2 separate regions of the Homo sapiens genome follow, and region 2 is linked to region 1. A link is a contact called in ENCODE Hi-C data. All regions are on one chromosome and are shown on one strand. The core of a region is the stretch at or near the end of the contact, and the rest is flanking DNA. Distances in the headings are between cores, read along the strand shown. Region 1 holds the start of NFIA-AS2 (NFIA antisense RNA 2). Region 2 overlaps PATJ (PATJ crumbs cell polarity complex component).

What was found. Hi-C counts contacts between places; a loop is a spot of excess contacts on that map. Pooled maps may share reads with other maps.
Region 2: a map of PC-3 shows a loop between it and region 1 (9-fold over the local background). The contact joins the enhancer-like site here to the promoter of NFIA-AS2 in region 1. A Hi-C loop is called at or near these places in 2 of 168 maps with a recorded cell type or tissue (IMR-90 and PC-3) and 8 of 50 pooled maps.

What each region holds. Positions count from the first base shown.
Region 1 is chr1:60,968,988-60,972,756 of GRCh38, reverse strand. NFIA-AS2 (NFIA antisense RNA 2) reads left to right here and starts at 2,017. Exons shown (of 7, transcript NR_110617.2): 1 at 2,017-2,209.
Region 2 is chr1:62,067,394-62,071,162 of GRCh38, reverse strand. The region is part of intron 31 of PATJ (PATJ crumbs cell polarity complex component); the gene reads right to left. Among named protein-coding and RNA genes, the nearest start is that of MIR3116-1, 9.5 kb to the left of the region's middle. Within about 2 kb of position 2,027, at least 7 of the 41 ENCODE cell types and tissues checked have a DNase peak (open chromatin) inside an H3K27ac peak, as active enhancers do.

The sequences.
Region 1 (3,769 bases), core at 768-3,267:
AAAATAGAGGTACAAAGCAGTAAAATAGATTTGGGGTTCACATACAGGTGGTCTAGACAGGGAGTCCTTTGACTTAGCCACAGCACCCCACTGCCCCTATGCTTAGGGAAGCTACTGGGGAGAGGAGTGAGATGCTGAATAACAAGGAGACCTATGACAGCCTGGTAACAGCAGGTCATGCCTGCTTGGGTTCAAATACTTGGCCCAGTGCTTAAAGCTGTTTGGTCTTGGGTAAGTTTTTTGTGTGTGTTTATGTGTCAGTTTTTCATCTGTAAAATGAGATTTTGAGATTGCTCACTTCATAGAGAGGTATTATGAGAATGTAATGATTATGTGTGTATGTGTGTGTATGTGCATGCATATGTTCAAGTGTGTGTGCGTATGTGTGTAGCTAAGAATAATCTCTGGTCCTCCAGTTAGTATGATTTGAGAGTTTGCTATCATCATCATTGCAAGGCTATGAAGTGAACTAATTTCCAGACACATAGCGCAGACAAGAGTCACAGATTCTGAGAAGAGGGAGAATTTATTGTCAGCAGGAATGGTCAGGACAGGCTTCAATGAGGAGGTAAGAAGATGTTAAGTGGATCTCGAAGGATAGAATCACAGAGTTGGGAGTTGAAGAGACTTCAGCATTCATGCAATCATATGAGTTTATCTCATAGAAGAAATCTAGGACCACAAGGGAGAGGTGATCATGCCATGTTTATCCAGCTAGTTGGGGACAGGGCCTTGACTGGAACCCAGGTCTCCTCCAAACCATGCCTGTCTGAATTTTTCTGGGCTAGAAAAATTAGAAACCCTGCATCCCCAGTCAATACTGGTGCTCCCTCTTGTAGTCCTCACTCCACTCTAAGCACCCTTTACTACCTTTCCTCTGCCATCCCTTTGGGAGAGATGCAAGTGAGCAATGAATTCGACAGTGATAGGAAAGACCTCCTACAGAAGCAAGGGACTTGATAATCTATAAACAGTTCCTGGGTAAAAACCATGAATGTGTACAGAGCACCTACTATCAGGTGCTTACTGAATTTTCTCAATCTCCACCGTAACTGCTATCATTCTTTGTACAGATAAAAAACCAAAAGGCTTAGTTTTGTAGTATCTTAGTTTTGGTAATTTTCCCAAGATCTCACAAAAAGAAAATGTTTGAGCCAGGATCCGAACAATGGTTTATAAGATTCTTCTATCCACCCACCCATCCATCCACCCACCCATCCCTGCACACACCCATCCATGCACACACTTATCCACCCACCCATCATCCATCTGTCTATCTGTTCATTCATCTTTCCATCCAAGAAACCTTTACTGAGAGTGTGTTCCATGTAAGGCAGTGTGCTTGGTGGTATGGAGCTAAGGAGATACATAGCCCCCTGTCCTCATAGAGCTGAGTGGGGCCTCCTTGAGGGTACTGTTGGGATAGTGTTAGGGAGGAGAGTGATGAGGAAATGGTTTATGTGGAAACTGGGCACTTGGGAAGACCATGACAAGAGGATCAGTGGGTTGCTCCCTGACTCCTGCTTCTAAGGTTGCAGATGAGTGCCCAGCTGGCCAGCTGGCCACTGGCATAGTCTGCCTCTTTGTGTAAAAACTAGTGGAATCACATATGTGCTGCTCCCAGATGCAGTCTCGGCACCAACACCTTCCAAGCAGGAGGTTCTGTCATGGTGCTGCCTGCCAAGCCTTGTCCAGAGGACTGAGGCCACTTGGCCAGTTGCACTGGGCCCTGTGCCTGTGCAGAGACTGTCTCACCACAGCAGCTGGGGGCGGCAGGGAAGGGCAAGAGCTTCTTTTGTGTGTGTGTGTGTGTGTGTGTGTGTGTGTGTGTGTGTGTGTGTGTGTTTAAGCTGGAAAGAAGCCCTTTTTCACTGTGCTCTGTACTTGAGATATTTCACTGAGTGGGAGACAAAGAGGCTTTGTGTGCTCTTCAAAGTGCTCTCTGCTGACTGTGATACACATCCAGGAAAAACCCAGACCAAAGCCATGAAGTCACCCCAAGTTCAAACCCAAAATGCAATTTGCAGTGGTTAGAAATGACAAAGGATGGGTGGTAGGATCCAGAGAAAAAACAGTGAAACCCGATGGACCTTAAATAGATCTGAGGGCACTGATTTGATTATTTTGGGTGAAATCTTTTAAGAAAATCTTGTCAGATTCTTCACAGAAAATTTGGTAAAGCCTATATTTCATCGCCAGCCTAGCAAAGGTAAGACCCACGTTAATTTTCTTGGAATATCACTGTTGTTTTTATTCTTAGGGTGTATGTTAGGGAGAAGAGCAGGGAGGTAGTTTGTCAGATGTTGTTCTTTCCTTGTTAAGCTTCACCTGTTCTTAAGAGCAACTTGCACTTTGTCAGCCACAGAATAGTGCCTGCCGTTCAGGCCAGTGTTTTAGATATAATTGAATTGCTGGGACGCATTAAACATCATAGGGTTTTTAGCGGAGAAATAATTTAATGATGTGGCCTTTAGGATTGTTAATTAGCACTGTCTGTATGAACATGTAACAATAACACCACCTACCGTAAAAGCGAATGTTCTACACTTCAGGACACTCATTTCTTTAGGGCTTCCCGCAGAGAAGCAGTCATTAACTCTTTTTTTGACAAATGCTTTTAGACATGCTCTGTAGGGCCGTGAATTCACCCTTCCCTCCAATCCTGAATCCTTCTCTGCATTTATCCACAAGGCAAGCTGGCAAACAGGGAAACAAGGAGAACTGTGTGCTCAGCCCTCCAGAGTGGCACGGATTATGAGGAGGTGATGGTCCTTCCCCGCCAAGATCCTGAGACACTGTCACTCCGGAATCCAAAAAGAGATTCAGGCAAGGATGTGGGAAAGTTGGAACCCTGCATGCTGTTGGTGGGAATGCCAAATGGTGCAGCTGCTATGGAAAACAGTATGGAGGTTCCTCAAAAAATTAAAAATAGAATTACCATATGATCCAGCAGTCCCACAGGGTATTTATCCAAAAGAATTGAAATGAGGATCTTGAAGAGATATTAGTACTCCCATGTTCATTGCAGCACTATACACAATAGCCAAGATGTAGAAATGAACTAAATATCCAACAACAGATCAATGGATAAAGAAAATGTGGAACACACACACACATACACACACATCCCAGAATATTACTTAGCCTTAAAAAAGAAACTCTAAAATATGTGACAACATGGATGAATCTTGAGGACATTATACTAAATGAAATAAACCACTCAGAGAAAGACGAAACTGCATGATTCCACTTATGTGGGGTATCTAAAATTGCCAAATTCGTAGAATCAAAGAGTGCAATGGTGGTTGCCAGGAGCTAGGTGGAGTGAGAAATGAACAGTTGTTAATCAATGGACATACAGTTTTAGTTAAGCAAGATGAGTGAGTTCTAGAGATCTGCTGTACAACGCTTTACCTATGGTCAATAATACTGTATTGTGTGCTTAAAATTTTGCTAAGAAGGTGGCCCTCATGTTACGTGTTCTTACAAAGTTAAAAAGGAAAAAAGTAATGGGATTGGCTCACTGGAGGAGAAGCTGTTGGCTTGCATCCTGCCTGCCCTGATGAAGGGAATGGTCAGGGGCTTGTTTCTCTGCTGGAGTTCAGGCGGGTCTGTCTGAGCCATGGGTCTGGAGGAGGCCTGCATAGGCAGCATGCCATAGGTTTCTCTGGCTTCCTGAGAACAGAGCCTGATAATGATGGAGAAATGAGAGCTTCCCACTCCTTCTTCTGTTTACATTAGAACAGCCAAGTGTTTCTTCAACCATCCA
Region 2 (3,769 bases), core at 778-3,277, 1.1 Mb before region 1:
TGCTGGAGGCAATTTTTAGAGTAAGTAAGACTAACTTACCTTTGTATCTCACAGTATTTTCTGTAACTGGTTTTTGTTTGTTTGTTTTTTGCTTTTAATTGAATCTGACATCCCCTGCCTCGGGTCTCTTTCCTAGGCATGTTCACACAGCCTTTCTTCACCAGGCTCCCATTCGATGTATAACAATACAATAGATAGTGACCAAGTTATGCCCAGCTGTTCATTGTTATTAGATTCAGTTACAATCTCATCCTATGTCCTTAATTCCCCATTGGTTTACAACCTGAAAGATTTAACCCCAGTAAGCACTATCCTGAGACTGGAGCCTAGGTCTCCTGGATGACCATGCCTACACTTAGCTGCCTACTTTCTAACTGATTTTTGGGGGGCCAGACTTATCTCACTCATTCAGATTCTCTTTAATTTTCCCCTTCTATGAGAAAGATCCTAGGACTGCTCCCCTGCCCTTTATAAATTTTGCTTCTAAACAGATGATATGATATAAAATGAACTAAAAAAATTACCTCCTCTTGTAATTCTTCCCTTAGCCCCTGGGTGGTGCCCCTTCCACAAGATGAACCAATGAATTTTATCACTTATTTGCAAGATTATATTGTATCTTTTTATGTATGTGTCTCCCATATCTTAATATGATCGACTTTGTCTTATTTCTTTCTTCAACATATGGCAGAATAGAATATGGGCTTTATAAAGTGTTAGTGCTGAGTGAATCAAAGTTCGGGAACTTAAATCTTAAATGCACCCACGTGGATTTGAGAACCAGCCATGAAAGGAAGGTCACACAGTGAAGATGACTCTGTGGCCTTTACTTTAAAGGATCACACTTGAAAAGAGAGAAAAAAGACGTGAAAAGGTCAATAAGGCTCATGGGAATTTTTAGAGGAAAAACTCTAACCTGCCTCGTAAACAGAAACTATTGGTGTTACTCCTACCAGTGTGTATCAAATGGCCTTAGGAGGAGCAAAAGTAAGTGCCTCTGTTTGAAAATGATATTGTAGATCTGCAATTCGACCTTGGTTTCAACCCCAATTAACCAGCAGTGGGACAAAGGACCTGACTTCCCAAACTACAGGTTTAAAAATCCAATTTGCACATCACATGGAAGAAGTACTAATTTGGTTTTATTCTTCCTTATCATTTGAACTTTTTAGAAAAAAGAAATGGCACTGGAATAACAGCCAGATAATCTGGGTTCAGACTTGTTCTGCTACTTACTAGCAGTAATAGTGTTTGGAAACCTTCATTTTTTTATTAAGAATGCAATAACTGCTACCTGAATAAGGGGTTGTGAGCAAAGTTGAATTCAATACATGCTTACTGAGCACCTACTACATGCCAGCACAAACAAAAAGAAAAACAGAGGAGCCCTTGCCCTGAGCACATTTACAGACCTAGTGAGACAGATGTTAAAGAAATAATCATAGAAATGAATACAACTGAATGGTAGATGCGTGAAGGTGTGTGGTGGGTAGCAGGAGCCTGAAGTGTCAGTTTCCTTCCTTTTTTCTTGTCCTCAAAAATGTAGAAGGAATAGATGAGAAAACTGGATTTCTGAAAAGCATCTGGTCTGACGCACTGTCTCATTTCTTATATTGATTACTCTTAAACATCCGAGCCAAGGGATGGAGCTGGTACGTGATGATGATGAAAATTATGACAGCTAAAATCTCCTGAGTATGTGCCTGTTACTGAGCTAGGCATATTACCCATTTGTTGGTGTACACAACAGACCTGTGTATTAGGGACAATTATTGCTCTTATAATTATTGCTCTTATAATATAATTGAGGTATAATTATATACCTCAGCAGAGCTGAGGTAACTGCGGCACAGAGAGGCTAAATTATTATTTGCCAAGCCAGAACTTAACTCAGACACATCTTGCTGCAGAGCCCTTGCTCTTAACTGAGTAAACCTTCAGGGAAAGGGAAAGTACTGTTTACCTCCTCCCAGCAACACACGCAAGATTCTTAGCCAGCAATGACATAGTGATTCCGTTTTTAGATCCAATATCAGGTCAGAACAAGTCATGCCTGCTTATTTTAAACTTGGGTTGGGAAAAAAAATCATGGCAGTAGCCACGGCAGTGACCTTGGGTCGCTTTCCTTCATATTTTGTGTTTAAACATGAATTTATAATTTGCTAATTGCCCAATTATTACACAAAAGGAGCTCTTAATGCCTTCAAAACTGAGGTTTGGGGACATTCTAATGTGTTTACTTTGCAAGGGACCCCTAAAAAAGAAGAATGAAGAAATGTTGTAGAAAGGTCATCTCATTTCATGAAATAAACTGATATGACACATTCTGGCAGCATGATGCTATAATCTTCAGCACAGCACTATGAGCTCTGAAAGAAAATGCTTTGTGGGCCAGGAAAATTACTGTGATCAAGTGAAGGAGCTTCTGAAGGGTGGACATAAAAGGCAACACTGGCAATATCCCATATAACAGATGGGTGACATGTCCAGCTGACAATCCCCAAAGCTGGTTGATCTCTGTCCCAAAGCTGGACAATCAAAATGCCCTGTCTCTCTGGCCACAGTAACTGGTCCAAGGGTGGACACTTGAACCACACAAGAATATTCTACGGATTTTCCAAAGTAGACCCAAGGGAAGAGTCAGCTCTTTTCTGGCAGAGAGGCTTAGGAGCTTTGGGCAGCCATACACACATCAGGCTGAAGAAGCACATCTGCAGGAGGAAAGTCAGATAAACAGAGAGAACCCTGGCAGCAGCAGGCCTCTGGTTCCAACCACCTCTGAGGCTAAGTGTCAACCACACGCTGCCTGCAAGTATATGAAAAACAAACAAACTAACTAACAAACAAACAAACCTCTAGCCCTTGAGTAAATTTCTCCTTTTGTCTAAGTAATGTCAAATTGAGATTCTGTCACTTGCAACAAAGAGATCCCTAATTGAAACAGGGTGGAGCCCATCTCTCCCAGAAAATATCCACCAGGATAACAAACTCAGATGCATCCAGGCATCAGGCTGCAAGGGAGCCAACTGAAGGTGAATGACGTGAACTGAGTATAAGACAACAAATTAGGCCAGGCGCGGTGGCTCACGCCTGTAATCCCAGCACTGTGTAAGGCCGAGGTGGGTGGATCACTTGAGTTCAGGAGACTGGCCTAGGGAACACGGTGAAACCCCATCTCTACAAAAAATACAAAAATTAGCCAGCCATGGTGGTGCACACCTGTGGTCCCAGCTACTCAGGAGGCTGAGGTAGGAGGATCGCTTGAGCCCGGGAGGCAGAAGTTGCAGTGAGCTGAGATCGTGCCACTGCACTCCAGCTGGGGTTATAGAGTGAGACCCCATCTCAAAACAAACAAACAGAGATGGTGGTTCAGCCTAAAAGCATTCAAATTTAACAATTCTTAAAATATGCCCATCAGACAAACAACAAACAAACACTAATGTTTACTACTACTTTTGGTCCTTGGGCTTCCATTTTGTAGCTGAAGCTGCCTTTGCAAAATTATGACAGTAAGAGAAATGTGACATAGTTGACTTGATCTAGCTTCTTGACCACCTCACTGTCCTTGATCATTCCTGCATGTAGGCCATAGTAACTCTGGGAGGAATTTAGTGGATAGTTTAACTTGAAAGCAAAGATGATAATAGTCCCCACCTAAAACTAACCCCTTTCTTGCTTAGGGATCAAAAGCTCCTTTTGTAAGAGTAATGAAAGGCCACAAAAATAGGATTATCGGGGCTGGGCGTGGTGGCTCATATCTGTAATCCCA